Regions from separate parts of the Homo sapiens genome. Here region 1 is linked to region 2. The links are chromatin loops, found by intact Hi-C in ENCODE. Cell type or tissue: A673. All regions are shown on one strand. Each heading gives the region's core, and the rest is flanking DNA. Links, peaks and the distances in the headings are about the cores only.

Region 1 (15,674 bases), core at 5,201-13,200, 59 kb before region 2:
CTGACCCAACCAACCAAACCAAGCAACCACCCACCCAACCACCCATCCACCCACCCACTGACCCAACCAACCTAGCAACCACTCACCCAACCACCCATCCATCCACCCACTGACCCAGCCAACCAACCAACCAACCAACCACCCTCCCAACCACCCATCCACCCACCCACTGACCCAACCAACCAACCAAGCAACCACCCACCCAACGACCCACCCACCCACCCACTGACCCAACCAACCAACCAAGCAACCACCCACCACCCACCCACCCACTGACCCAACCAACCAACCAAGCAACCACCCACCTACCCAACCAACCCCCACTTACCCAATCAACCAACCAAGCAACCATCCACTCACCCAACCAACCACCCACCCACCCAAGCAACCAATCAACGAACCAAGCAACCACCCACCTACCCAACCAACTACCCCCCACCCACCCAAGCAAGCGAGCAAGCGAGCAAGCAACCAAGTAACCATCTACTCACTCAACCAAGCAACCACCCACCTACCCAACCAACCAATCAACCAACCAAGCAACCACCCACCTACCCAACCAACCAATCAACCAACCAAGGAACCACCCACCTACCCAATCAACGAACCCCCCACCCAACCAGCCAAGCAACCAAGTAACCATCCACTCACCTAACCAATCAACCAATCAACCAATCAGGCAACCACCCACCTACCCAACTAACTAACCCGTAACCACCCAACCAACCAAGCAAGCAACCACCTGCTCACCCAACCAACCAATCACCAAACAAGCAACCACCCACCCACCCACTCAACCAACCAACTACCCAACCAAGCAACCACTCACCCAACCAACCATTCAACCGACCGACCGACCGACCGACCGACCCACCGACCCGACCGACCAACCAACCAACCAAGCAACCATCCAACCATTCAAGAGTGTGTTCGGGGGGATTTTCGCTCGGGGCTGACGCGGTTCTCTGGCCGCTGTGCCGTGCTGGGCCACTAGGTGGCAGCGGAGGCCGCCCGGAGCGACAGCCGGCGGTGCGGAGGCGGGCCCGGCGCGGGCAGGCAGGAGGCTTAAAGCCCCGCAGAGCCGCAGCCGCCTAGCTGGGGGAGAGGCCCGTCCGGGGCTGGCTCTGAGCGCCGCACGGCCGTCGGATCCCGGGGACGCCGGGGGCCCGGGCTGAGCGCCGCGGCCCGCGAGGAGGAGCACCGGTAAATAGCCACAACTTTCTATCTCCTTGAGATCCTGAGAATAAATGCAAAATCGCGCTTCCGCTGCATGTGGAAGTGAGCGGGGCGGCAGCTAGCTTGCCCCGTGAGTTTTTAACACAGCTCGATATGATGTTTAGTATAATTGCATAATTTACCGATATATCTGAGCTGGAACTCAGCTGTAACAAATGATTGTAGTTCAATAAATGCTTAGATTACCAATTTTTTCCTTTTTTATTTTTATAGATTTAGGGGGTACAGGTGCTGTTTTGTTATATGGATGTATTGCATAGTGGTGGAGACTGGGCTTTTAGTGTAGCCATCACCCCTATAGTGTACATTGTACCTATTAAGTAATTTGTTGTCCCTCACCCCCTCCCTCCCTCCCAAAGTGATTACAAATATTAATGATGACAGTGATGACAGAAATTCTCTCCAGATGTGATCTGAGTTTGGAGGGCAAAGGGATTTTTGAAAATGAATCATAAGAGAGAAATTTTGCAACAAAGGAGTGTGGTACATTTAAATTGCTGTTTTTTTTTTTAAATACTGTGCTCACGCGGACCTAATAAACTATCAAGCAGACCTCATGGAATTCCACATAATGCAGAAGCGAGGGAAAAATAGGTATTGAGGGAAAAGCAGCACTGTTTTCCTCAATTTTAACACGTATGTGCAGCCTACACTTACAAACTTAAGACAGTAGCTTTTAACATGTGACTTTGCTCAGGGTAACAGACCATTCTGGTTATAGCCTTACTTACAGCTGTGGAGGCTGAATCCTGATGGGTCTAAGAAGTGTCAGGACAAGTGTTAGGGATGCACCTGTCTGTCTGTCTTAAGGGAATACGGGTCTGGGCAGTCTTAAATCGGAGCTCCCTTGAGGAGAATGTCGTGCAGTAGCCTTAGGAATGTGAACATTGGGAGACTGGCTGGGATTTTGTAGGTTATGAGTTGGGGACACTTATGATAGTGAACTTGAGCCCAGGAGAGAAGCCATAAAAAGTGAAACTGTCCTGGGCACTTGGAGGTGAGTGTCTCTCTAGTAAGATGCATGTGAAAGGCTGGGAGCTGAAAGCAAGGAGAGCAGAAGAGGCTGGTGAAGATTCTAATCTGCGTGTCCAGGGGCACTCTTCCAGGTCTCAGGAACGCAGGTCAGAATGTGCAAGCCAGCTGCCGGGCACGTGGCTCACCCCTGTAGTACCAGCACTTTGGGAGGCTGAGAGAGAAGATCGCTTGTGGCCAGGAGTTTGAGACCAGACTGGGCAACATAGGGAGACCCTGTCTCTTAAAAAAAAAAAAAAAAAAGGACTGAGTGAGCCGAGCCCAGTCCTCTGATGCACTGTGTCATTCATCCCCTTTCTTAGGCTGTGTTGGTTCTAGGCTAGCTGCTGTCTTTCTTTGGTAGGCTGCTAACCTCTTTGGATTGTGAATTTAAAACATGTTTTACAGTAAATTTGCTGCCAAGACAAGAGGTGTATTTCTCCAGCAATGAATTCCTCATTTCACCTGCATTTCTTGGATCTCAACCTGAATGCCACAGAGGGCAACCTTTCAGGACCCAATGTCAAAAACAAGTCTTCACCATGTGAAGACATGGGCATTGCTGTGGAGGTGTTTCTCACTCTGGGTGTCATCAGCCTCTTGGAGAACATCTTGGTCATAGGGGCCATAGTGAAGAACAAAAACCTGCACTCCCCCATGTACTTCTTCGTGTGCAGCCTGGCAGTGGCGGACATGCTGGTGAGCATGTCCAGTGCCTGGGAGACCATCACCATCTACCTACTCAACAACAAGCACCTAGTGATAGCAGACGCCTTTGTGCGCCACATTGACAATGTGTTTGACTCCATGATCTGCATTTCCGTGGTGGCATCCATGTGCAGCTTACTGGCCATTGCAGTGGATAGGTACGTCACCATCTTCTACGCCCTGCGCTACCACCACATCATGACGGCGAGGCGCTCAGGGGCCATCATCGCCGGCATCTGGGCTTTCTGCACGGGCTGCGGCATTGTCTTCATCCTGTACTCAGAATCCACCTACGTCATCCTGTGCCTCATCTCCATGTTCTTCGCTATGCTGTTCCTCCTGGTGTCTCTGTACATACACATGTTCCTCCTGGCGCGGACTCACGTCAAGCGGATCGCGGCTCTGCCCGGGGCCAGCTCTGCGCGGCAGAGGACCAGCATGCAGGGCGCGGTCACCGTCACCATGCTGCTGGGCGTGTTTACCGTGTGCTGGGCCCCGTTCTTCCTTCATCTCACTTTAATGCTTTCTTGCCCTCAGAACCTCTACTGCTCTCGCTTCATGTCTCACTTCAATATGTACCTCATACTCATCATGTGTAATTCCGTGATGGACCCTCTCATATATGCCTTCCGCAGCCAAGAGATGCGGAAGACCTTTAAGGAGATTATTTGCTGCCGTGGTTTCAGGATCGCCTGCAGCTTTCCCAGAAGGGATTAAGCACAAAGTGCTCCTCTCTGTGGCTCTGTTCTCCTTTGTTTGCTCACCTATGACAAAGCGACAGCCAAGGGGTAGGCGGGAGTGCTAGCATCCCATTTTTCTCTTTACCAGCTCAGACATGGGCCTAAGAGGCTCTCTCTGTTCAGTTCCTGGTGATTATGTCCAACATGCAAGGGTTGCTTATCCACTCTGGGGACAGTCATGACAATTTCTTACTGTCCTTTTGTGTCCTATGGTTTCTACTGCTCCCACCCATTTCTGGGGGCCCCATCCACCCTCCACCTAGCAGGCATGTGCTCGGGGAATGCACAGCACCCTCAGTGCAAGCCAGACATGATGAAACACGTATTGTGACGCGAAGAAAACCGTGATATCGACGCCAGGTGGGATTGCTTCTTCTCCCCAGAAGCAGGTCCACACTCTGCTGGCTGCACTCTGAGCTATGCATGCTTTTCAGGGAAGAAAAGAGTGGCCAGATTCTTTCCATCAGAAGCAATCTGTTCATTTGTTCTGAAATGTCTTCTTTGCTCCCCTTGCCTGAACTTTTGATTCATGGCTTTTGTTCATAATTGTCTGAATAATTGTACTTCTGTCAATCATGGTGTTGCGCTTACCCAGACATAAAACCTTATGCTAGAAACCCTGCCTCATGTGCTGTGGAAGACTCTGTGACTCTTTCTTACTGTCTTATTTGGGCTCAATCTGGGGTTTCCAAAAGGATGACTGGGGGCATTACAGGGGCTCAAGGAGTTCAAGGTGCCCAGTGCTGCAAGTAGCACACGTCCACAGCCAGGCTTGCTTTGAGTGGCTCACACCGGATCTGTGTTGGAGTCTGAACTCTGGCCTGTGTACTTGGAGGCATGTCAATCTCATTTCAGCAGCCAACAAAGGTCAGGGCCCAACCTATAGCCCAGGGAGCCCCATCTTCTCCCAACCTAGACTGGAGCAGAGAAACCCGAGTTCAGGTGCTAATTCTGCCTTTCACTGCTGTGTGGCGTGAATCATCTTATTTCAGGTTCCACATCTGTGCTGACTGTACACGATGGCCATGAGAACTGCAAAATTGTGTGAGCTTCTTGTAAATTTGTAAAGCACTATAGGGTTTGCTTTTTATTTTAAAGAAATGCTCGGATTAGAGGTGTGAGCCAGAGGTTGCAGTGAGCCAAGATTGCACCATTGCACTCCAGCCTGGGCAACCATTCAAGACTCTGTCTCAAAAAAAAAAAGAAAGAAAAAGAAAAAGAAAAAGAAATGACTAGATGGGGTAAATACTAAGGAAGGACACGGGGGCCAATGGTCAGAGCAGTGGCCTGGACACCAGGAGGCTTGTGTGGTCCTTCTCTGAAGCAAAGGGCTGGAGTCCTTGCAGCTCTCACAGTCCACTCTTGTAATAACTTTTGGTATGATTCCTATTTTCTGCTTTGTATTGGACATTCACATCTAGACTGCACCCAATGAAAAAAATGTATATAAAGCAGAGGACCATTGGGTCACACAACAGTGAGCTGCTAGTGCAGAAGAGGGACCCTTCCTGTTGAGGCCTGCCAGGACAGAGGGGCTTCCTGGGTGTAGCCATATCAATAACTTATGCACTTGACCCCTGCCCCTGGAAATGCAGAGTCCAGGAAAGAAACGGTGCTGGCATGAACAGGAGTGTGCATAAGACATCCAAATCATTTGAAAACTGGCAAATTAGCAGGCTGTTGGCAACTGAGTTTTGAAGGGGCAGCTATCTTTTCAAATGTTTCCTGTTCCTTTTTGCTGAAAATTCATGTGTGTATCCACGAATGGGCAGTAAGTGGTCCCGTGTAACCACCATGGGGAACCACAGTGCATTGTTCCCGTGGGATGTGTCTCAGGAGCCTGGCTTCTGTGAAAGCTGGCCTCTCTTCTGCCCCACGCATCTCGGTGGCCCCATGTCCTACAGCAGCTTCAGGCATGGAGCAGGTGCACCAGGAATGCTTGTTATTGTTGCAAAACAAATGTGTATTGACTCTTCTGCCTGCTAGACCTGAGTACTAAATGAGTTCCAATCCTATGGGCAGAAACTTCAACCCTGTGGTTGACACTGGCCCCGTCTAGGAACCCAATTCTCTTTAGGCTAATTTTCTGCTCTGGTGCTTCATGAGTTGCTACAAGATCTGACCTTTCATAAAAAGGTCTTTATGGAAATGCTCAAATGCCTTTTAATCTTTATAAATAGTGCAGAAATAACCCTAGTATTTAGATGTGTCTTCATTTGGAAGGAATACATGTGTGTAGTGACTTGGTAAATATCTGTACATAAATGAGCCAACCCTTAGCACCCAACACAAAGTGTCTCCCCCAAAAAGAATATATATAACTGTCAAATATTGTATGATATGGTATGTTAAATATCTGCTTCTGTAGGAAATTTGTTTGATGTAAAAACGTGTGTTCAAGGAAATGGTTAATAAAATGGAAGGAGCAGACCACCTGTTTGAACTGGTCATTCTGATATCCAGAATGGTTTTGGTCTTTCTGCCAATTCGTTAGCAGCTACTGCAAAATGAGAAGGCACATTCGTTGGTGACTTGTGGTGAAGTCTCCTTGACAATATTTATTGCCTGTAGGATGGCCATGTCTCAGACCAAAATGATATAACACCTACAAATAAAATAAAATTGCACACTTGACCTTATATACTGTGCAAAAGTCTGTGTCTTAGTGAGCAAGCATTTTAGGGATATCACCTAGCATGTGCTCACAGTGGGGCTAGAAGCAGTGGCCATTAGAGAATCTCTGCCATCAGTGAGTTTATAGGACATTAGTTATTTCAAGACATGACAGATTTCCAGATCCTACACATCAATAAAATTAGATGACTCTGAGCATGTCTTGTGTTTTTCTGCTTCCAGATTGTGTTGAAGCTGCACAATCTTCAGGGCACACCGTCTATACCCATATGAATCTTAACGTTCATCCCAGATGCCTTTCTTCTAGGAGGCCCTTTTGACCTCCATAATTATACCTCACAATGGCACACATTCTGCTGGGTACTCCGGAGAGTAGATTGTTTTTATGTCCTTTGCCAGAACACAAGCATCTTTGTGAGAAGGGATTTGTGTCAGGGCAGTGCTGTCCAACAGAACCTTCCACGATGATGGGAATGTTTTGTCTCTGCTTTGTCCACTATAGTAGCCACTAGCTACATGTGGCAGTTGAGCTTTTAAAATGTGGCCAGTGTGACTGAGGACCTGAATTTTTTTTTTTTTCTTTTTGAGACAAAGTCTCACTCTGTCGCCCAGGCTGGAGTGCAGTGGTGCTATCTTGGCTCACTGCAAGCTCCACCTCCTGGGTTCACGCCATTCTCCTGCCTCAGCCTCCCAAGTAGCCGGGACTACAGGTGCCCGCCACCATGCCTGGCTAATTTTTTTTTTCTATTTTTAATAGAGATGGGGTTTCACTGTGTTAGCCAGGATGGTCTCGATCTCCTGACCTCGTGATCTGCCCACCATGGCCTCCCAAAGTGCTGGGATTACAGGCATGAGCCACCGCACCCAGTCCTTGAATTTTAATTTAATTTAATTTTAGTTAATTTATATTTAAATAACTGCATGTGGCTAATGACTACCATATTGGACAGCACAGAGTTAGAAGCTGGTTTGTTACACGTAACAGAAAACCTGCAGAAATCCAGTGACGTGGCCAAGATGAAAGTTTATTTCTCTTTTACAGAGAAGAAGTTGGGAGGTAAGGATTTCAAGGCTAGAATGGAGCTCAAAGGCACAATAAAGAATCCAGACTTCTATCTTTTTTTAAAAAAAGAGATGAGGTCTTGCTGTGTTGCCCAGGCTAGTCTTGAACTCAAGTGGTCCTCTTGCCTCAGCCTCCTGAGTAGCTGGGACTATGTGTACCACCATGCCTGGCTTCTATCATTGTTTAAGGTCAATTCATGGCCCAAAAGGGCTGCTGGAGCTCCAGCCATAATAGCTGAATTACAGGTTAGAACAGGAGAGGCAGTCAGGAATGGCAGCTTTTCATCACAGGTGTTCTTCATCATCCTGGGAAATCATCTCCTCTTATTTCTTTGATTAATTTTTTTTCTTTTTCCATTTCTCTTTTTCTCTTTTCATGACTCGTATTAGTCAAACATGGGTCCATCGGCATCCATCTTCCATGTCCCTGAATCTTTCTCGTACTACCTGCTTCCTCTCTTGTCTTTTTTTTATGTGTTCTGAAAGACTTCTTCAACTTTGTCTTTTCCCCCACCTCTTCTATTGAATTTTAATTTGGTAACTATATTTTTAATTTCTGTGACTTTCTATTTATCCTTTCCTTGCCTTCTTTTTATAGCAAGCTGTTCCTGCATTCATAGACCCATATCTTGTCTATTTTTTCTGAAGACTGTCATTAGATTTTTTAAAACTCTGTCATCTGACTTGAATCATTTGTTTCCTCCAAAGTCAATTGTCCTGTTTATCATGCTCCTTCTCATGGGTAAGGCTCATTTCCCTCAGCTGCTGGGTGAACCTGGATTGTCCACGAAGGAGTGGGCTTGATTGATTTAGTACTTGCATGGGTCCGTGCAGCTCTGCTGGATGAAAACAGCTGGTTGTGCAGCTCTGTGGTGGTGTGTGGAGCCCATCTGGTGGCAGAGGTTACGTGAAGGGTGTCTAGCTGCACCCTGTCTGCTAATAGAATAGCCTGTTCTATTAGCCTGTCTGAGCTAAAATGAGAGAGAATTTACTATGGGGATCGGTTCTTCATGCTGGGAATGCAGCTCCCCCTAGGCATCCTCCTGGGTGCTTTGGGGGTATGATTTTGCATTCACTCTGAGGGCACCCTGGGGAGATCGGTGTGGAACGGCCATGCCACAGTTCTGCATGTGCTCCTTCTGTGGGTCCCCTCAATTGTTTCATATCCTTCCATCCTGGCTCTCAACTGCTGACCCTGACGGCTCCCTCCCTGGTTCTCTCTTGTGTGCCTTGGGCTGGGGCTTCCTTTAGTCTGTTTTTCTGTCAATCCACCCCACCCGCACTCCAGCTTCTAAAATTCTTCCCAAGTTTAGTCCTCTGTTGTCTCCTCTTCTGTTCTCAGAACTTTTATAAATTAGTTTTCCTTTATATAAACTTTTTACTGTCATTTCTGTGGATTTTCAGAAAGGAGTGGAGGTAGAGGTATAATCTGCAATGAGGAGTGAGGAATCCTTTCAGTACATTTTTAGAAGATGGTTGGGGCTAGCAAGATCCATCCTGTAGGCAAAGCAGAAAAGCAGGAGACCACCCAGGACCCAGGCCTAGCTCTAAGCTGGCTCTATTTAGAAGCACAGTCATGCCCGGGACGGGAGCCTTTGCCAATGTCAACAAGGGGAAGGAGTCGTGCCTCACCCTGGCTCCTTGATCAGTCTTTCTTCTTGTCCTGGACCATACATAACTAGAGAGAGCAAAGCAATCGGTGACTTCAAATGGAGATCATAACCCAGAACAGAGAACACAGGTAGGCAGCGCCACATCTCAGAGTCCCTGTCAGGAGACGTCCACTCATCTGTTCGGCGCAGACTGGTCCCTTTAAAGTTAATGGTCAAACTCTTTTTTGCCAGCAGGTGGTGGTAAACTTACCTCAAAATTTTTGTGTCTTCCACTAACCCTCTGACCAGCCAGTTAATGAGTTAAAACAACCCCAGGTGAGAATTCTTTCCAAGGCCTCAGTGCTTAAAAACTGCTTAAGTCCGGGCATGGTGGCTCACTCCTGTAAACTTGGCACTCTGGGAGGCAGAGGCGGGCAGATCGCTTGAGGCCAGGAGTTCGAGACCAGCTTGGGCAACACAGTGGGACCCTCACCTCTACAAAAAATAAAATAATTACTGGGCATGGAGGCGTGTGCCTGTAATCTCAGGTACTTGGGAGGCTGAAGTGGGAGGATCACCTGAGCCTGAGAAGTCGAGGCTGCTCCAGCTTTGGTGATGGAACAAGACCCTGTCCCGGGAAAAAAAAAAAAAAGCTATTCAAAAAATTTTTTGAGTGCAAATTGCAAGGTTTTGAAAGCATTATCTCATTTAATCCTCTAACCATATTAAAAATAGATAAATATGGCCAGGTGCAGTGGCTCATGCCTGTAATCCCAGCACTTTGGGAGGCTGAGGCGGGTGGATCACCTGTGGTCAGGAGTTTGAGACCAGTCTGGCCAACATTGTGAAACACCGTCTCTACTAAAAATACAAAAAATTAGCCAGGCGTGGTGGTGGGCGCCTATAGTCCTAGCTACCTGGGAGGCTGAGGCAGGAGAAATGCTTGAACACGGGAGATGGAGGTTGCAGTGAGCTGAGATCATGCCATTGTACTCCAGCCTGGGCAACAAGAGCGAGACTGTCTCAAAACAAAAACAAACAAAAAACCAAAACAAAAATTGATAAATATTACTATGCCTAATGCCTCCCTAAGGAGACTGATGCTTATAGAGATTAAAGAACTTGTCTAAGCTTCTACTCCTAATTTGTAGTTGTCTTTTAATTCAAATTTAGGGGTTTCAGAAGTTGCCCCATTTCTTTGTTGAGTCCATGGATTTCTATGCTCTCTTTGGGTTCCTGCTGCTGTCTGCATGGGCCCAGTTTGATTCCTTCATCAGGACTCTGACTGCATAGCCTTCCATCCCCTGCCGTGTGTGTGTGTGTGTGCGTGTGCATGTTTGTGTGCACACGTGTGTGTTGGAGGGGCAGGGTAGAGACGGGATGAGAGGTGACAGGCAGCTGAGGTTCCAGATAAAAGTGACTGGTAAGAGCAGATGCCAGGGGTGGCTGTAAAAATTCTGGTCTAGATCCAGCTTCCTCCAGAAGCTGATAGTGTGGCTCCCTCATGGCTAGCTGTTCAGGATTGCTACATTAGATGGCATGGCCTCTAAATAGTGGTTCCTCCTCAGCATGTGGGGGAGGCTGGTGCTGTGCTTACTCCAACCCCTTCTTCTGGGATTGTCTCCCCAGCTCCTCCCCACCAGACATGAGTGATAGGAGGAGGGTCCTTCATAAAACCCACTATGCAGGGGCTGCAGCTGGAGGCACTGTGGCTGAGGCATCTTTCCAAGTCTTTCCTTGATGGCCCTGGGTGCAATACTCCTTACAGATGGCTAGAACATCGTCAAAATATCCTCTCAGTAGTTTTTTGAAGTTTCTGCATTAATGCCAGTTTTTTGGGATGACACTGTCTTCCAGGGCCCACAATCGTTTATTTATTCAGCAAGTAATTATTGAGTACTGATATTAGGAGCATAGCAGGAAGTAAGATGCAGCTTCTTCCCTGAAAGGGTCCATGCCTGCGTTAAACTGGAGCAAAGAAGTGGAACTGGAAGAGTTATTTGTTATTTAAATAAATGATTTGAAGAAACAGTCCATAGGCATTTGATGCAAATAATTCTCAAGCATATGAAAAGATTTACGACATTTGTTTTTGTTTTTTTGTTTCAAGTTTCTGGTGAGTTTAATTTTATACCAAGCACGGATCCACGACATTTCTTATAGAAAGATGCAAGTCCAGATTACTTTGTGATACCATTTTCAGCTATCAGAAGTCAACAATCCAAAGGTTTGTTAACACACTGCTGATGAGGCTGTAGGGAGCTTGGCCCACTTCTCTGTTGCTGGGAGAAGTGTAAGTTGGTACAATTACTAAAATGCAAAATATGGCAACATCTGTAGCCATAAAATTGATCAATGCACATGCCGTTGGACCCAGCATTTCACTTATGGGAATTCATCCTACAAATGTAGTAGCACAGAGGTGAAACTACATATGTAAATGGTTGCTCATACAGCACAGACTGTAACAGCAAAAGACTGGAAGCAATCCAAATATTAATCCTGCGTTTTCTGACCCCTGTCTGAATGTCAGTTTAATTAAGCCTTATGAATGTTGAGTAAGGTTTGGGAACACAGGCTCCTTCTACTTCATTTAGCCTTGGGTTAACAAATGGCAAATGAGCGGATGTCTCACTGATTTCTCACGCTGCTATACTTCCGAGAAAACACAGATTCCGAGATTAGGACTGAAGTCACAGTCAGAGATTTGTAACTGTATGTTTTGGCATTTGGTACTAGCAAATCTAACACCTGCCTGAAAACCACGAATAGAGCTCTAATTACTGAGCCCATATTGGCTTGTTTCCTCTAAGTACTGGCTTTTTACTGCCTGTCGGCTTAATAAACATCCAAATTCCTCTGTGAGTAGGAGTCACCCAGGTGAGGGTGAGGAAAGACCCCGGGCAGGAGAAAGAGTGGGTGCAGAGGTCTAGAGCAGCAGTCCCCAGTCTTTTGGGAACCGGGAACCTGTTTTGTGAAAGACAATTTTTCCATGGACAGGACTGGGGTTGGGAGGTGGGATGGTTTTGGGATGATTCAAGTGCATTACGTTCATTGTGCACTTTATTTCTATTATTATTACATTGTAATATGTAATGAAATAATTATACAACTCACCATAATGTAGAATCAGTGGGAGCCCTGAGCTTGTTTTCCTGCAACTAGATGGTCCTATCTGGGGGTGATGGGAGATGGTGATGGATCATCAGGCATTTGATTCTCATAAGGAACACATAACCTAGATCCCTCACATGTGCAGTTCACAGTAGGGTTCACGCTCCTATGAGAATCTAATGTTGAGGAGGCTGATCTGACAGGAGGCAGGGCTCACGCAGTAATGCTTGCTTGCCTCTGCTCACCTCCTGCTGTGCGGCTTGGTTCCTAATTGGTCTGGTCTGTGGCTGGGGGGATGGGGACTCCTGGTCTGGAGGGACTGCACGTGGCCACAGCAGAAGTCCCCACAAAGTGAGCACCCGGCCCACGGCTGTGCAAGATGAATCCCTGGAGTTACAGAAGGAAATATTATCTAAATAGCTATGCTTTACTGATTTAAAAATAAAATCAGCAATAAGATGTGTATATAATTGGTAAATACGTACTCAAAATATATGACTGGTAAAAATACACAGAAAATTATCTACTGATAAAGATTCATGATGGAAGAGTTTGGACACCAGAAGAAAGAATGCGGAGACGAAAGGAGAGTCCATGGGGCTGAAACCGAGACAGATGGGTAGTAGATGCACAGTCCCCATTTTAAAGAGGTTCTATTTCCTCCTAAGGGTAATAGGAGCTTATCAAGGGGTTTTCCACCAGGAAGTGAATAACACGACAAGAGTTTATATAAATCATGCTGCTATAAAGACACATGCACACGTATGTTTATTGCGGCACTATTCACAATAGCAAAGACTTGGAACCAACCCAAATGTCCAACAATGATAGACTGGATTAAGAAAATGTGGCACATAATACACCATGGAATACTATGCAGCCATAAAAAATGATGAGTTCATGTCCTTTGTAGGGACATGGATGAAATTGGAAACCATCATTCTCAGTAAACTATGGCAAGAACAAAAAACCAAACACCGCATATTCTCACTCATAGGTGGGAATTGAACAATGAGATCACATGGACACAGGAAGGGGAATATCACACTCTGGGGACTGTGGTGGGGTCGGGGGAGGGGGGAGGGATAGCATTGGGAGATATACCTAATGCTAGATGACACGTTAGTGGGTGCAGCGCACCAGCATGGCACATGTATACATATGTAACTAACCTGCATGTTGTGCACATGTACCCTAAAACTTAGAGTATAATTAAAAAAAAAAAAAAAAGAAACATCTCTGGCTCTGGGGTGGCTGTGAGAGTTCAGCCGGTGTCAGGAGGCATCCAGATAGTGTTTCGGTTCCTTGGGCAAGAGGGATGCTGGCCTGGGTGGCTGTGAAGGGGGCAGAGACTGGAGGTGTCCAGTCTGGGGGTAGAATGTGGAAAGTAAGGGGTAGAAAGAAATCAAGACAGCCTGATTTCTGACTAGAGCCGCAGGCAGGGCGTCTCCGGAGATGGGGAAATTCTGTGTAGATATCAGACAGGCAGTTGCGCAAGAGAAGGGCACAGCACGGGCAGTGCCCGCAGTCACAGGATAAGGCTGCACGAGGAGCGACTGCAGGGCGAGGAGCGACAGCTAGATCTGTGGACAAGCTTCCAGAGCCGCGTGCCTGGGGCTGCTACGGAAGCGGGCAGACTCCCCGCCCTGGGCTCTGTCCTGCCCTTCTTGTGCCTGGCCTCTTTCTAGGGAGCCATGGAAACAGTGCTCCTAGGATCCGCCCTCCAGTCCTGCTCTCAGTGAGAACTCAGCGCAGGGCTCCGGACACGGGCAGACGCCGCGCTTTGTCTTCCCGTCTTCCCCTCACCTCAGTGTCCTCTTTCTCTCACGTTCTTTTTTTTTTTTTTTGAGAGGGAGTCTCGCTCTGTCACCCAGGCTGGAGAGCAGTGGCACGATCTCGGCTCACTGGCAAGCTCCGCCTCCCGGATTCACACCATTCTCCTGCCTCAGCCTCCCGAGTAGCTGGGACTGTTGGCGCCCGCCACCACACCCGGCTAATTTTTTGTTGTTGTATTTTTAGTAAAGACGGGGTTTCACCGTGTTAGCCAGGATGGTCTCGATCTCCTGACCTCGTGATCCGCCCGCCTCGGCCTCCCAAAGTGCTGGTATTACAGGCGTGAGCCACCGCGCCCGGCCCTCTCACATTCTTAAGAAGGCACAGTTCCTCCTACTCCTTCAACCCCAAAGAGAAGCCCTCGGGAATATCAGTAATGAAAACAGCACGTTCCCAGGAACTCCCTGGCCCCGCTCCTCCCAGGAACCGTCTCTGCGGTGCTGCAGGCCATGAGCTCCGCTCTGGGTGGGAAATCCAGCCCCTGCCGCGAGGGACCTGGGCCGCTAGGCCAGGAGGCCGTGTCATCCCATTCACAACAGCAACAACGCACCCTTTCCACCGAGGCCTGTCCATGTTTGGGGCTGTTCTCTGCCTCATACAGCAAAGTGTGGGGAGGTGGAGATTGTTTTCTAGGAAGACAAGGTTCTTCCTGGGAGAAAAAAACCTCTTACGCAGTTGGCTTTGGCATTTTCCAGGAAAAGGAGGGCGGGGCTTGAGTCTGGGTTTTCTGTGAAGGCCGAGAAAGAAGGCAAGGATTATAACCGGAAAGTTCAGAGTGGGATGTAGCTACCCCTAGAACTCGTGCTAGTAACTCAGTCTGGGCTTCATAATTGTTGTCAAAGTGAATTCCTTCATAATAAAGAATATATAGTTGCCCTCACAAATTAGATAAATAAGCCTTTCCTCATTTTGTAGGAAGAACTGTGGGGCAGTAGAACACATACTGAGCCCTGGAGCAGGAGACCTGGGTTCTTGCAATTTTTTTTTTTTTTTTTTTTTGAGACAGAGTCTCACTTTGTCGCCCAGCCTGGAGTGCAGTGGCACGATCTTGGCTCACTGCAACCTCCGCCTCCCGGGTTCAAGCAATTCTCCTGCCTCAGCCTCCCAAGTAGCTGGGATTATAGGCATGTGACACCATGCTTGGCTAATTCTTGTATTTTTAGTAGAAATGGGGTTTTGCCATGTTGGCCAGGCTGGTCTTGAACTCCTGACCTCAGGTGATCTGCTCACCTCAGCCTCCCAAAGTGCTGGGTTTACAGGTGTGAGTCACTGCGCCCGGCCGCAATTCTTGTGATATGAAGTAACTGCATATGTTTTGGAAATTCCCTCATTTCAGCTGCACTTGCTGTAAAGGGGAGAGTTTGACTAGGCCTGGTGGTTTTCAAACTTCAGGTGGAGTCCTAGGAGCTCCAGGGGCCAGGGATGTGCCAAGAACCTGGGCAGGAGGAGCCTGGACTCATCAACTCTCTCTGCGGAATGGTCAGTTTCACGGAGAGCAGCTAGGAGCCAGCTGGTCTGTAGATTGTTGAGGTTCCTCCAGTCCTGAAGGCCATGATAGATCTTTTCCTAATATTCTTAGGTACAATTACCATGATACTTAATATGAGACACTGAGAAAGAGAGAGATCCAATACAAATCGATGGCGACATGAGAAGCCAGCTATGTCTTCTGATTCAGGCTACAGGATCACAGACCTCTTATATTTGGCTCCATTGTAGAGTCTGTGTACATAGAAAGGCAACA
Region 2 (15,674 bases), core at 3,403-11,402:
GAAAGGCCACCTCAGAACTGGCTTGTTAGATGTCCACAGGAAAGCAAGTCTTTGCCTTAGCCCAAAGCCCTTGAATTTTTATTGCTGTTTTACTAGATTGGTGCAAAAGTAATTGCAATTTTTGGTCATTGAAAGTAATGGCAAAAACCTTAATTACTTTTGTACCTACCTAATACTTTGTATTCTATCCTTCTTTTACTACATCGTTTTATCTGTCCAGTCACAAAGTTAAGAGGTTGCCCCTACAATAAGACTGTTCACATAGAACCTAGCTATTAGAAACACTAGCTGGTGGGATCATCCTTGCATCCATTAGGGAAGGAAGGCCAGTGAGGAGCACTGGCATTTGTTGGAATGTTACACTATTCTGGCACTTGGCAACGTTATTCCCATGGATTCTAAAACCAGGGATCAGCCATTCTACCAGTACCTGCTGCAGAAGATCATCTTTTTGAATGCGTCCCTGAGCTCTGGGCTCCGGAAGGCATATATGAAGGGGTCAATGACGGCATTGCACATGATCAACATGCCGTTCACCTGGAAGAGAGACATGTAGCAGGCGCAGTAGGGGTTACTTGGGCAGAATGTCATCAAGAGGACATGAAGCACAAAGGGGGCCCAGCAGAAGATGAAGACCCCGAGCAGGATGGTCAGTGTGATGGCCCCTTTCATGTTGGCTCTGGGGAGGGTGGAGATCTTCCTGGTGTGGGATCGAGCCAGCAGGAACATGTGCACATAGAGGCACAGGATGAAGACCAGCATCAGCGGGAACAGCGACGTGAAGGTGATCACTGTGGGCACATGATGGGAGAAGATCACCATGGTGATGCCAGTCCCCGTGCAGAACGTCCAGATGACCGTAAGCACCACCACAGTGCGGCGCATGGTCACGATGCTGTGGTACCGCAGTGCGTGGAAGATGGTGATGTAGCGGTCCGCAGCAATCACAGACAGGCTGAAGATGGAGCCAAGCAGGGAGAGGACAAACAGGGAGTCGATGATGTCATCGGCTGTGGTTTCAAAACTGCCACGTGGCTTGAGATAGCCCATGTTTCTCAATATGATCAGGATATTTTCCAAGATCTTATATAGGCTGCCCAGCATATCAGATATGGCCAAGCTACAGATGAAAAAGTACATGGGTGCCTGGAGATTCTTATTCTTGAACACAGCCAGCAGGACGATCAGATTCTCCAAAACTCCAACAATGGAAATTGTGAAAAATATCTCCTCCGGCAAAACCACACGAGGACAGTCGGAATTATTTCTTGCTGTGTTGTTGATGTTTTCATACGAGTTGATAATGTGCTTCATTTCTCCTGCTTGTGGTTAAGGCGGGGATGTTACTTGGACTTGACTTCACGGAAAACTTGATTGATTCTTCAGGATCTTTTCTTCCTTGTAGCACTTGCTGGAGATCTAAGTTAAAATCTCCCAATCACCTAAAAGGGAGTATACAGAAATATTAGTTGCAAAGTACACTAGAAAATAAAAACCAGCCACACTCGCTTAAAGAAACTCTATTCCCTCCATAAAATATAAAGAAATCAGTATATTAGAAGGAGCCTGCACATGTATGTTTATTGCAGCACTAGTGACAATAGCAAAGATATGGAATCAACTAAAGTGTTCATCAATGGGTGAATGGATAAAGAAAATGTGGTACATATACACAATGGAGTACTCCCCAGCTATCAAAAAGAATAAGGTCATGTCTTTTGCAGCAACATGGATGGAAGTGGAGGCCATTATCAAAGTGAAATAACTCAGAAAGAGGAAGTCAAATACTACATGTTCTCACTTATATGTGGGAGCTAAATAATGCATACACGTGGATATAGAGTGTGGAATGGACATTGGAGACTCGGAAGGGTGGGAGGGGGCGGGTGATGAGAAATTACCCTATGGGTAACACGTATGTTATTCTGATGACAGATACACTAAAAGCCCAGGCTTCACCACTACACGGTATATCCATGTAACAAAATGGCACTTTTGTACCCCTTACATTTATAAAAATATATATAAAGTGTTGTAATTTAGGTAAAATAATATACTGGGCCCTCATCTTAAGCACTTTGTGAGAAAAAGCTTTAGTGGAATTTTGAGCCGAGAGATGATAGCAAAGATTATTCTTTGCCGCCCCACTTTCCCTCCCATCCTTCTCGTGAACACACGTGAGTGTGGGATGAACAGATGAACAGCAGCGGTGCCCTTGATGAAAAAAGAGGTAAAGCAAGGAAAGGTCCATGTGGGAGCAGGAGAGCCCACAGCTGCCTTCTCTGACTGGGAGGCGGTGGCTGGGCTCGGTGGACTCGGGAGATGTTTAGTCCATTCCTTCTCACTGCTCGTCTCCCTGGGTCACTGCCTGACCCCACAGCCTGTGGGATAACGGTAAAGGTGCTGATGTATCATTCCCAAAGATGACTATACAATGAGCGTCAGCACTTCTGTTTCAAAGGTGGAGCTCCTGGGACTGGCATTTCTGGAGACTTCTTATTTTCTGTGTCTCTGGGGTGAAGGCGGACTGCGGCAGTGCACCAGTGGGGAAAGCCAGCACCACGTGGCGAGGAAGACACTTCCTAGGGAGGACAAATTTGGGAGCACAGCCTATGATCTGAAGTCCACGGGGAGCCCATCACGGCCTCACTCTAGGGACTTGTCTGGAAAGGAACTAATTACCTTGGAAAGGATTGGGTCAGAGGTCAAGTGTTCAGAAGGAGGTTTGTGGGTCCGGTGGATGCGGAAGGAAGGGGTTGACAGGGCGTAGCTGCTGTGAGGGTTCTGCCTGGAATGGCCAATTTACCTTGTTTGCCTGAAACATGGACAGGGTTTAAAAGCCAGAAGTTCTGCATCTCAGGAACCACCTCAGTCCTGGGCAGACAGGGATGAGTCACCTTCGTGCCTCCTGCCCAGGCCCGGGGAAGCCTGTGTGCTGTGTCCCACCTGCTGGGGAAGCCTCGGGGATGGGAGGGGAAGCCTGTGTGCTGTGTCCCACCTGCTGGGGAAGCCTCGGGGATGGGAGGGGAAGCCTGTGTGCTGTGTCCCACCTGCTGGGGAAGCCTCAGGGATGGGAGGGGGCCTGTGTGCTGTGTCCCACCTGCTGGGAAAGCCTCAGGGATGGCAGGGGAAGCCTGTGTGCTGTGTCCCACCTGCTGGGGAAGCCTCGGGGATGGCAGGGGAAGCCTGTGTGCTGTGTCCCACCTGCTGGGGAAGCCTCAGGGATGGGAGGGGTCCTGTGTGCTGTGCCCCACCTGCTGGGGAAGCATCGGTGATGGGAGGGGGCCTGTGGTGGTTGGTGTTCATGTTTCAGCCTGACTGAGTTTCAGGGTGCCAGGTATGTGGTGAGACAGTGTTCTAGGTGTGTCTGAGGGTGTTTCTGGGTGAGATGCACATTTGAACAGGTTACTGAGTAAAACAGAGGCCCTCTGGGATGGGGGAGGGCCTTGTCCAATCAGCAGAAAGCCTGAGGATAACAGACCAGCTCCTCGACGACCTGGGGGGCTCCTCCTGCCTGACTGCCTGATGGAGACACTGGTCTCTTCCTGCCTTCGGACTAGCACAGAAGTGTGAGCTCCTCTTAGGTCTCACGTCTGCTGGCTTTCAGACCAGAACACATCATCTACTCTCCTGGGTCTCCAGCTTGCTGAGTGTAGAGCTTGGGACTGCGCAGCCCCATAACTGTGTGTGCCAATTCCTTATAGTAAATCTTTTATGTCTCTACCCATCTCCTGCTGTTTATTTTCCTCTTCAGAATCCTGGTTAATACAGGGGCCAACACCTGTGGCCAGCATGGGCCATGTATGGAGACTCTGCTGGGACAGATACTCCCATCTCATGAGTCCATTAAATGTAATCAGAATTAGTATATATTTCCAATTTCAGATGCATTTGATGGTAAAATTCATAAAAAAAAAAAGACATGTTGAAAGTGGTTGTAATATTTTTTTAGAAACAGGTGGTTTGGGAGCCCAGCTTCAGTTGCTGTGCATTGCTGACCTGCAGCTGCCAATCCTATAAATCCATGGGGAGCCCTGAATTTGGACAGATACACAGTGTGCCCATGGGGTCCCTTCAAAAGGCCACCAATCAAGCATTGCTACTGCACGTTTGTGGATGCTGCCAAGCTGGTGGTGGGGGCTGCAGGTGGTGTGTGGCCCCATTCTTGGTTGAAGGGCCAGTGACACGAATTGGTGGCCTTTATGAGTGCTCAGCATGCCATGGGCACCACCTAATTCTCCAGATGCATTCACTCACTCAACCCCCAGAGGAAGCTACCCCAGAAAGGTTGGGCAAACGCCCAAAGCCACAGTCTGGAGAGGATACAGCAGAGCCCGCCTTGTGACCACCATGTCACACTCCTTTCACAAGTGGCAAGGGTAATAACAACAGATGCAAGAGACCAGACACAGCACCCCCTACTCCAACACAAACTGCAATAAAATTGACAGCAGTCACTTTCCTCTCGACTTGGCCTTTCTCAGTGCCAAGTAGGATTTGTAAATTCTGCTGCATTGCTATGCTCCTGTTGTTCCTGCTTAGAGATTGCCTGTAGAACACACTAAATGACAATTAGAAGAAGCAAAACTCACTCCATTTAAACTTCACAAGGACCTGCTGTGAGGTGGCGTCAATGATCCAAATATTTCAACAATGTCTTTGGCTTAAAGAACTTGGATAGGGGTCTGCACCTGCCATATGTCTGGCTCTCATCCATTCAAAGCCGTCTGCTGTCCTCTCCCATTTGCTTTTTTGTGTCTTGATTTCTTCACTGCAAACAACACAGGTCTAGAGCCCTTCCACCTCCTTCCAGGGTTTGTGGTTTGCTGGGCAATAAATGTCCACCCTTCAATTCCATGCTGCTTTCCTCTGTCCATACCCTATTGAAACCTGTCTCAAGCTCCTGGGCTCAAGGCATCCTCCCACTTTAGCTTCCCAAGGCACTGGGGATTACAGATATGAACCATCCCACCTGGCAGAGTGATCTTTAAATCTCATTCTTTCTTATGTTATTGGAACCTCTGGAGTTAACTCCTGGCCCGAAGACCAAGCTCCATCACCTTGAGCTTGCAGTAAACAAGGTCTTAGAAGGCTCTAACTCTGCAGTGCTCCCCAGGAGGCAGAGATGGGGTGGTGGATGAGAAAGGAGAAAAGAGACAAGTTTTTCATAGCTTTATAATCTGTACCCAGAAAGAAACTTGGTTGATTCGTTTGCCTGAAGGCGTAGGTCTTGGCAGGCAGAGCAGACAATTGGGGTAGTTATAACTGTTCAAGGGACTGCAAGGAAAAGCAAAACCGACTTTTGTTTTTTGGCTGGGAGGGGCGCACAAATCATCGAGTTAACAGCATCACAGGGCACAAGAACATGGCCCCGGATAACTCAAATGTGGCCCCAAATGTGGCTCACTCTGTTAGATGCTCTTTGGAAAGTCCAGGGAGCATGGGCCTAAAGTGAGATTTTTATATTGATCATCATCTTTGACCAAAAAAAATATATATAGTTTTTATATTTTTTAAAGGCTCCAAGGGTAAGGAGAAGGCTCTATTATGTGTTAAATTCTTGTTATGTGCCAGCTGGTCTTGTGTCCTGTGCTGTGCATGGTGGGTCTCATTTTAATCCTCTTGTTGACAATACAAGGGAGTCCTATTCTCTCTGACTCACCCCTGATCTGACTCACCCCTGAGGAGTTGAGGCCCAGAGACCAAGAGACCGGTCTAAAGTCCCACAGGCTTTGTGTTGCACAGCTGGGATTTAAATCAAGATCTGTTTGGCTCCAAAAATGATTAATCTTAGCGCTTCCATGAATATTCATTTGATAAGGAAGTTTTAATGGCTTTAGTAAAAAAATGAACACAAAATAACTTAACAATCTTAAACCTCTGTATCTGACCAAATCAGGATGGTTTTAAATCTTTCTGTTCTCTAAATTTCATTTAGAGAAAAATCTCTCTGAAATTTAGAGAACAGCAAGACCTGTAGACACCACTTGTGGTTTAGGAAGGGAGTTAATGCTACAGAAAGCCTTTGAGCAGCAGGGCTGCAGGCGTCCTGGGGCCCATGGGCTGTGTTTTTGGGGTTCCGTGGATCTTGCTGAAGATAAGTTAGCAACACTGTGCCGCTTTCCTCTGCGCTGCTGGGTGTTTTCTCGGATTGCTCTTCTGGAGAAGAGCTGGGGAAGGAGGACTGAGTGGCTGAGTACTGTTTACCAGGGGCTTTCAGGCTTTTCTAGAGGGCAGTCCTGTAATCCAGGCTTTAGAGAGAGCCAGTGTAGGACTGTGCTCCTGAGCTCTGGGTTCTGGTGGTGGGAGCTGTCACGCGGCTGGGGCTGATCTGCACGTGTCGGGGTGAGGTTCTGGGACCAGCTCTGAGTGAATCAGGAGCTCCTCTCCGCGTCCCAGCTTCTGTGCTGCCTTTTTTCTTTGTTTTCACTAGATGCATTTAAGATTTTTATGTCACTCGTTGCATAAGTTGTACGGCCCAATACACTTATGTCTGTGTGTCTGTATGTGTGGATATGTATGAATAGTACAAAGGCTCCCTCCCCATGCTTTATCCAACGGTCCCATCGCCACCTTCAGAAGTCCGGTCTCCTTCTGGAATTTCTTTATGCATACACCAGCAAACATGAATATCCATGTCTTCTCTCAGTCGTTAGGGTTTCTGGGAAGCAATTGCTGAGATGATGGGATTAGCAATGCCTGTCAAGGATGAAGAGGAGCCTGCAGACTGGAGGCAGGCATGACTCCTGGGCACACAAGGAGGAAGAGGATTGAGTAGGGCGGGTCTCAGACTGCAGCACAGTTCTGAGAACATTTCATCTGGCCATGGGGAGGCTTCAAGCCAAAGCTGCCCATGAATATTGGTGGGGGAGGGATTTGGAAAACTGGGCTGTCAACTCTTTTCTAATGGCAGGAAAGCTGAGTGGCTCACGTCCACGGCCAGCATGCCTCCGCTTCCTGTGTATTCAAAGAGAGTATATTGTATATCATGTCTGTACCTTGCTCTTATCTTGGAGGCTTTCCAAAAAGTAGATGGATCACTTCCTCCTCCCTCTTCTTTCTTTCCTTCTTCCACTGCATGGTATTCCATTGTATGGATGTATCCCAAGTTATTTAATCTATTCTGTATTGATAGTTATTTGGTTTCCAATATTTTGCTGTGTAAATAATGCTATAATGCATAATCATCTACGTATATAGTTTTGTGTGAACCTACATGAGGAGGATAATTTTACAAAAATGGAATTGTTGAGGGCAAATGTGTATGCATGGGTGGTTGTGATAGATGTTGTCAGGCTGCCTTCCATAGGGGCTATCCTGGTTGACATCCTCACCAGCAATGCCTGAGTGCCTGCCCCTTCCCTAGCCTCTTCAGTGCAAAGTGCTGTCAGGCTTTTGGATTATTGCCAATACACATCTGGGGACTGTTTCAGCATCTTACTTTGGTCTATATTCTTGCTGTGGAGTCTGTGAGCCCTCCTTTTGGTGGCTTTGACATTCCAGTTGGGGCAATCACACTGCCATTCCTGCAGGCTCACAGCATTTTGGCCCTTCGGGTCTTGGCCTCTTACTTGTTTCAGTGCCCAGGAACACATCTGACCCATCCCACCTCAACATTTGACAGAGGGAGGGAGTGGCATTTTCTCTTTGTGCATGACCTGTCTTTATTACTGATTAGTGCTTCTATTTCTTGGTCCTGAATTCAAACAGAGAAGAAAAAGACTGGAAAAACTAAGCAGCAAAATAAGCTAAAGATGATCTAATAAAGAAGAGATAAAAAATGGGAAACAGGATGCAGTAGTCAAGTACAAACAAACACACAGGGCCAGGCAGGGTTTTGCATAATTTAAAAGGGCCAGTGGTGGCCTGTGTCCTGAGAGGACCAGAGTCTGGGGTCAATTCAGGGGCCCTTCACCATCATGCAGGGTCGTGCTGGGGGCTAGGGAATGGATGACTCCCTCTCGCTGATGGTTCAGAGCCCCTGTGGCAGCTTTTAAGGATGTTGCATATTCCTCTGGTGGCAAGTCAGAATGAAGGTGGTCTGAATGTTGAAAGCCACCCTCTGAAAGGGGAAGAGTTATTGTGACTTTTGCTAGAGATTACTGGCTTTGACTCAAACTTAGAAAACAGAGGATGAAGTATGGTGGGGGGCGGGTGGGAAGATGTGAGCCCTCAATAAGCCTGTAGGACTGGCTGCCCCTTTCCCTTGAGGGCCTACCCGTCCCTCCCCACCGGCACCCATCCCTGTTCAGCACAGGCCTCTGGGCAGGGTCTGGTGGTGGTTGGAGCATGGGTGGCGGATGAGCCCAGCTCACCTTGGCTCATGTGCCTTCCTTTTCTGCCAGGGCACCCCTTCACTCCTAGATGCTTGGCTTGAACAGCGTAGAACAATTTGAAGGACTTGTAATAAAAGTGACAATAAATGAACTTTTTTTTTTCTTCAGACAGGGTCAGAATAATATTTGGCCAAATGTCTTGACACCCCATGGTTCAGTCAAGTTGAGATAAAATTAACCATGACAATAAAGAAAAAAAGAGAGCTATTAACCTTATTTTGAAAGAGAGATACAGAAATAGAGATGGAGATAGACATAATCTGTTACACACACACACACACACACACACACACACACACACACACACCACACACACACATCTGTTGCCCAGGCTGGAATACAGTGGTGTGGTCATGGCTCACTGCAGCCTCAACCTCCCGGGCTCAAGTGATTGTCTCGCCTCAGCTTCCCAGTGTGCTGGGATTACAGGCGTGAGTCACTATGCCTTGCCCCAAATGAACAATTTGCAAAGATTCTTGTGCTTGTTTTGGTGCCTTTTCATAACAGATCTCAATCTTCAGTTCATGTGCAGTGAACTATTTTCTCCTTCAGGAGCCCCCACTGAATATCCTCTTTTTAGACATGCATACGATTGATTGCTGTGAAATTCTTTGTGATGGCTTCCACCCAATTTCTTATTTGGTTGAATTCTGAACGACATCCGGAAGTTTATATGTCTGCATGATTCACAAGTAGTCCTGAATCAAGCATTTGTCTTGTTATCCACTGTGGCGTGGGGTGGCGAGATGGCTAATATGGAAGAGTATGAGTATTGATAGTGAAAGTCAGAGAGTAATTTTTTACCACTGTGCCTTTTGGTTTTTTAGACTCATCTGAAGTGCAGATCTTCTGCTTTGAAGCTGGTTGATGTGCTTGCTTTGAGTGCTTATGAGTATTCATACAAGCTGTGAAGTAGAAGGGTCTTGAAGGTGCCCAAGCTCATCAGGTTGTGCTGCTAAGAATTCTTTCACTAAGGGATTTATTTTTTGCTTGTCTTACCCTCCACATGAAAAAAAGTCTTTATATTAATCACCAAGCTTTCACTTCCCTCTTGAGGTAATGGAGATCTCAGCCGGCCCAGCTGTCGCCTGTGCCTGCCCAGTCACTGTTAGTTACTTTGGGGTTTGTGTTGCTTGCTGGCTAGAGGGAAGCTCGACTGAAATCAATAACAAAAGAGAAGATTTTGAAGTTGTAGACAGCACTCAATGGATATGGATTTTTCTCAAATTATATAGTACAATGCAGAGGGTGAAGATGAATCACTGACGTGGAGAGGCTGAGTCTGCAGATATTCAGCTCTGTGATTGCATTTAACTGTATTGCACAGGAGTGATACTCTGTTATGGAAAGGAGCTGAATCTGTTCTAAGAATAGATTTGAGGTTGTTCACCAGAGGGATGGCCTAAGCAATATTACATTGGATCCCAACACCTCTTCATGAGGAGGCACTGGCTTCTGGAAGTTTATATTTGAGTGATAATAAATCTCTGTGTCTCACCTCTGCTCACTCATCTTTCTCCTTAAAAAGATTCTGATATTTCCTGGAAATTTTTCAATAGTTTTGGAAGAGAAATGAGAAATAGAAGCATGTGTGTTTGTGTGTGTGTGTGTGTGTGTGTGCGTGCATGTGTGTGTGAGAGAGAGAGAGGATGTATCAATATCAAACTAAAGTTTGATTAGTGACAGGTGACCTTTTGTTCTTTAATTTTCTTTTCTATTTCTTCCCACAACATAGCTGTGAGACAGGCGATCTTTTGGGTATTACTAGAGAGTCTCATATCCAATTTATCCCAAACATATGAGAGCTTTTCGTGGAAGTTAATTTTTGCTTTGGTCTAAGAGAAGTAATCATTGAAATCCAGAAGCAGCATCAAAGAGGTAGACCTCCCTAACTATGGTTGTCTTCACGTACATGTAAATAAATGAAGATAACAACACTCAGTGCATAGATTTTACAGGCTGTGGTCTGGATTCTATGCGATAACGTATGTAAATTACCAGCCCAGATCCTGGAACACAGTGTGGGTTCAATAAAGGAAATTATTCTTCAATTAGTTTTCATTGCCTAAAGTATAAAATTCTATTAAAATAAAACTTGGCACTTACAGCTCTGTACAATCTGTTTCCATGCTGTTTTCTCACTGTATTTTCTAGCATTCTCCTGTGTAGAACACGCATTCCAGCTGGCCCAGGCCTCTTATTGTCTCTAAGATGCCTTGCTCATTTTTGCCTGTCACATTTTTTAGTACTGCTCTCCCTCTGAACTTTTCGAATCTTTCCTCTGTCTAAATCATATATTTGTTTAAGCCCAAACAAGATCAAATGTTTTGAAGGTCTCTGGCTCCATATCAACCCACGCGACCTGTCTGTGCCATCACAACACCACAGCGTGTTTTGTTCTTGGCTTGCGTGTGGCAGGCGACACTCTCTGCTCTTGGGAAAAGTCTGCTTTAAGTGTAGATGTCTTGTCTCCTGAGCAGCCGGGCAGTGCCCTGAAAGGTTGGCAAATTTGACACCCTCTTCTTTGTATCTTCCCGGGTAACTGAGGTGCACGGTAATAATTTATGGATGCCTTGGGATGTGACAATCAGCAACTTGAACAACCCAGGGTAATCTGAATGATTCACAGCCTGTGCTTCTAAACAAATATGTTTGGGGGAGATATAAAGCATACAAGAAACAGAGTTAGTGGTTTAATTTCATCATATATCAGAGCTTACATTTCAGTGGATAATACTTGAGTTAAAATTTTATGGGAAAATAAGTGTTTCTTCTAGAGATCAAAATGTTGCCTTCCTCTTCTTTCAAAGTAGTACCAGAAAAATGGACAGCCTTCACTCTCCTCCTAGACAGGGGGAAGTGTCAAGTTCTGCAGAGTCCCTGAAAACAGCTTTATTTACAAGAGCAGTACTTGCAGGGTCAGAAGTCTCCAGGTGGTGAGGGCAGGAAATGATGGGACCTTCGTGCAAGAGAGTCAGGAGAGGTTTTTATTCAGCAGGAAGGGGCAGGCAAGGACCCTCTGCCTGTAGAAAGCAGCTGAAATCAGACCTCTTAGTTTCTGAATGTCGAAAAAGAAAAAAAAGCTCAACTTTTGAGAATATTTACTCTCAGGAAGGGGAGTGGATACAGTCTACCTCCAGGAAGGGTGGGGAGGTGACGTCAGACCTGGTTTTGGCCCGGAGCTCCAGGGGTGGTTAGCACCCTGGGAAGGCTGCATGTGGGACTGAAAGTGCAGGGGACTAGGAGCTGAAATACCACTGGCACTAGCAAATTCTGTGAGAAGGTGGAGGAGCCATCCGCAACAGCAACACCATGAGGCAGCGAGAAGCAAGGACAGTAGTAGATCAGATACCAGACTGGTCTTGCTCAGATTTGGACTCCATAAGTCTCTAGGTTTTAGAAGATTCAGGGGGACAGAGGCAGCCCAGAGGAAGATACTGGCTCTTTTTTTCTCACATATTAGATTGGTATTTGAATATTTAATTCGAATATTAAGAGATATGACTATTTTACCACTACTTTGTGGAGCAACTCATATTGGTTACATAAGGTCTATGTCAAAATGTGAAATCTATGAGGCACACAGGATAAAAAGCACGATGTTGTTCTAATAAATAAGAGTTAGTATATATCATGATTAAAAAGTATAAGGCCAAGATTCTCAATGTAAAGGGATGAAAATTTTTACTAATGTCAGATTTCTGGGGTTCCATTTGGTGCAAATCAAAAAAGTAGCACAGGGAGTTAAGAAAGGTGATGTGACACCTAGAAGCAGCCATTCCCTCCCTGACCCTGGCACAAAGCTTTCTCAACCAGGAAAAATATAAGAGAATTGGCTGAAAAGTGTGAGAGGTAACTATTCTGTGCTTTGGGTAAAAGTTGGAGAAAGAATATAGAAGTACAATGATTAAGCAAATAGTTTTCTTTTAAGATTGGAACCTAATGTGAACAATGACAGTTCAGAGAAAGGAAAATTGAAGAAAAGAAGATAAAAAACAGTTAGAAATAAAATAAGCATCTATGATTTATTTACATTTAAATAAATATAAATTATTCAAAATCCAGGTAGCAATTTTTATTAAATATAGGTATCTAATATTACTTTAGACCTTGTAGCTATGAAATGTGTTATCACTAAATATCTGGAGCAAGGAACACACTCTCTGCCTTTAAGACCTAAAAACATGACTGATTTATGACTCAGTGGCCTTGAACAAATAATCAATGATGTTTACAAAGATGCATATACAATGATATTCACTGACCTGTTATATCAAGTAGTGAAAAACTAAAAACAACATAATAAACTGGTGATTAAAGATTAGTTAAATATACTCCGCAAGTCCATACAATAGAATGCTACATGACAATTAAAATCACAGCTCAACATACCTTGAAATAATAAAGGCAGAGACAGAACAGAATGCCAGAATAGAAGGCTCCACTGATTGTCCCCCTGCAAGGACACCAATTCAACAACTATCTACATAGGAAAAACACCTTCATAAGAGCCAAAAATCAGGCGAGCCCTCATGGTACCTGGTTTTAACTTCATATTGCTGAAAGAAGCACTGAAGTGGTAGAGAAAACAGTCTCAAATTGCAGACACCACCCCCCCAAACCCCCCAGTGGTAGCGTGGTGTGGAGAGCATCTCTGGATGCTGGGGGAGGGAGAGCACAGCAATTGTGAAACATTGAACTCAGTGGTGTCTTATTAGAATAGAAAAGATAACCAGACTACACTCGGCTGACACCCAGCCACGGAGCAAGTCTTTAGACCAGCCCTAGCCAGGGGGAATCGCTGACCCCAATGGTCGGAACTTGAGTTCCCGCAAACCTTGCCACAGAAAGCTACAGTGCTGTCAGTCTCTAAGTAAACTTGAAAAGGCAGTCTAGACCACAAGGACTGTAACTCTTAGGCGAGTCCTAACGCTGAACTAGGCCCAGAGACAGCGGACTTGGGGGGCGCACAACCTACTGAGATACCAGCTGGGGTGGCTAAGGGAGTGCTGGCATCACCTCTCCTCTAACTCTAAGCTGCACAGCTCATGGCTCCAAAAGACACCCCTTCCTTCTGCTTGAGGAGAGGAGAAGAGAAGGAAGAGTAGGGAGGACTTTGTCTTGCATCTTGGATATCAGCTCAACCACAGCAAGATAGGGCACTGGTCAGAGTTGTGAGGCTTCCATTCCAGGCCCTAAATCCTGGACAACATTTCTAGACACACCCTGGGCCAGAAGGGAACTTGCTGCCTTGAAGGGAAGGAACCAGTTCTGGCAGCATTCATCACCTGCTACCTGAAGAGCCTTTAGGCCCTGAGCAACAACCAGCAATACCCAGGTACTACGCTGAAGGCCTTGGGTGAGCCTGAGACTTGCTGGCTTCAGGTGAGACCCAGCACATTCCCAGCTGTGGTAGCTATGGGGTGAGATTCCTTCTGCTTGAGAAAAGCTGAGGGAAAAGTACAGGGGACTTTGTCTTGCACCTTAGGTACCAGCATAGCCACTGTGGAATAGAGTACCAAGCAGGCTCTTGGGGTCCCCGATTCTAGGGATTGACAAATGGACAGCATTTCTGGACCAGCCCTGGGCCAGAGGTGAGCCCACTGCCCTGAAGGGTGATTCCCAGAGCAGGCAGCATTCACCACAACCTGACTGAAGAGCGCTTGCAAACAAGGAAACATCGGTGGTAGGCTGGCAGTGTTCCCTGTGGCCTTTGGTGATGTTGGTTACAGGGTAAGGCTCCTCTGCCTTTCGGAAAGAGACGGGTGAGTGGGAAAGACTGTGTCTTGTGGTTTGAGTGTCAGCTCAGCCACAGACAATAGAACACTAGGTAGACTTCTAAGGTTTGTCACTCTAGTCCCTGACACCTGGATAGCACCTCTGAACCTAACCAGGACCTGGGGGAACTTCCTGCCCTGAAAGGAAAGACACAGGCCTGGCTGGCTTTTCCACCTGCGGATTGTAGAGCCCCAGGGCCTTGAGTGAACACAGGCGGTAGCCAGGGAGTGGTTACAGCAGGCCTGGGGTGAGACTGAGTGCTGTGCTGGCTTTGGGTCTGACCCAGCCCAGTCACAGTGGTAGTGACGAGGTGCTTGCGTCACTCCACCCCCAGATTTAGGTGGCTCAGAAGAGAGAGAGAGACTCTGTATGTTTGGGAGAAAGTAAGGGACGAGAACAAGAGTCTCTACTTGGTAATCCAGATAATTCTCCTGGATCTTGTCCAAGGCCATCAAGGTGGTACCTCTATGAGTCTGCAAGAACCACAGTGTTACTGGGCTTGGAGTGCCCCCTAAAGCAGGTAAGGCTTAGATCACAACTCCCAAGTTCTTTTAAATATCTGGAAAGCCTTCCCAAGGACTGGTACAAACAAGCCCAGCCAGTGAAGACTACAGTAAATACCTGACTCTTCAGTACTAGACACTGATGAACATCAACTAGCATTGCCATCATCCAGGAAAATATGACCTTGCCAAATAACTAAATAAGGCACCAATTCTGGAGAAAAAGAGATATATGACCTTTCAGACAGAGAATTCAAAACACCTGTATTGAAGAAACTCAAAGAAATTCAAGACAACAGAGAAGGAATTCAGAATCCTATCAGATAAATTTAATAAAGAGATTGAAATAAAAAGAATCACGCAGAAATTCTGGAGCTGAAAAAATGCAAGTGGCATACTGATGAAGGCGTCAGAGTCTTTTAATAGCAGAATTGATGAAGCAGAAGAAAGAATTAATGAGCATGAATACAGCCTATTTGAAAATACACAGTCAGAAGAGACAAAAGAAAAAAGAATAAAAAAAATGAAGCATGCCTATAGGATGTAGAAAATAGCCTCAAAAGAGCAAATCTAAGAGTTATTGGTCTTAAAGAGGAGATAGAGAAAGAGATAAGGGTAGAAAATTTATTTGAAGGGATAATAACAGAGAACTCCCCAAACCTAGAGAAAGATACCAATATGGAAGTAAAAGGTTATAGAACATCAAGCATATTTAACCCAAATAAGACTACCTCAAGGCATTTAATAATCATACTCTCATAGATCAAGGATAAAGAGAGGATCCTAAAAGCAGCAAGAGAAAAGAAACAACAGTGGAGTTTCAATACACCTGGCTCAAACTTTTCAGCAGAAATTTTACAGGCCAGGAGAGAGTGGCATGGTATATTTAAAGTGCTGAAGGGAAAAACTTTTACCTGAGAATAGTATATCCAGTGAATATACCCTTCAAACATGAAGAAGAAATAACAACCTTCCCAGACAAACAAAAGCTAAGAGAGTTCATCAACACTAGAACTGTTCTACAAGAAATGCTAAAGGGAGTACTTCAATCAGAAAG

What was found. Hi-C counts contacts between places; a loop is a spot of excess contacts. Peaks named below come from ENCODE experiments on the same cell type or tissue, not always from the same donor. Only the 100,000 strongest peaks of a DNase experiment are listed, where the experiment ranks them.
Region 1: it touches region 2 in a loop (2.4-fold over the local background); 8 of 110 quality-filtered maps call a loop at or near these places.

Annotation. Positions count from the first base shown.
Region 1 is chr18:13,823,072-13,838,745 of GRCh38, forward strand. It overlaps MC5R (melanocortin 5 receptor), which reads left to right and starts at 1,078. Exons shown (of 2, transcript NM_005913.3): 1 at 1,078-1,203; 2 at 2,656-4,252. The coding sequence starts at 2,695. The coding sequence ends at 3,672. RefSeq lists silencers at 747-927, 893-1,182, 1,193-1,282 and an enhancer at 11,882-12,382. In A673, for the core only: a CTCF peak has its summit at 9,236 (motif pointing right); no DNase peak of the experiment used is centred there; H3K27me3 peaks cover 1,866 bases.
Region 2 is chr18:13,884,205-13,899,878 of GRCh38, forward strand. MC2R (melanocortin 2 receptor) reads right to left here. Exons shown (of 2, transcript NM_000529.2): 2 at 1-1,442. The coding sequence starts at 1,314. The coding sequence ends at 421. Among named protein-coding and RNA genes, the nearest start is that of MC2R, 23 kb to the right of the region's middle. RefSeq lists enhancers at 3,132-3,644, 9,543-9,662 and silencers at 7,945-7,994, 8,025-8,174. In A673, for the core only: no CTCF peak of the experiment used is centred there; DNase peaks (open chromatin) are centred at 5,687 and 6,837; H3K27ac peaks cover 1,082 bases.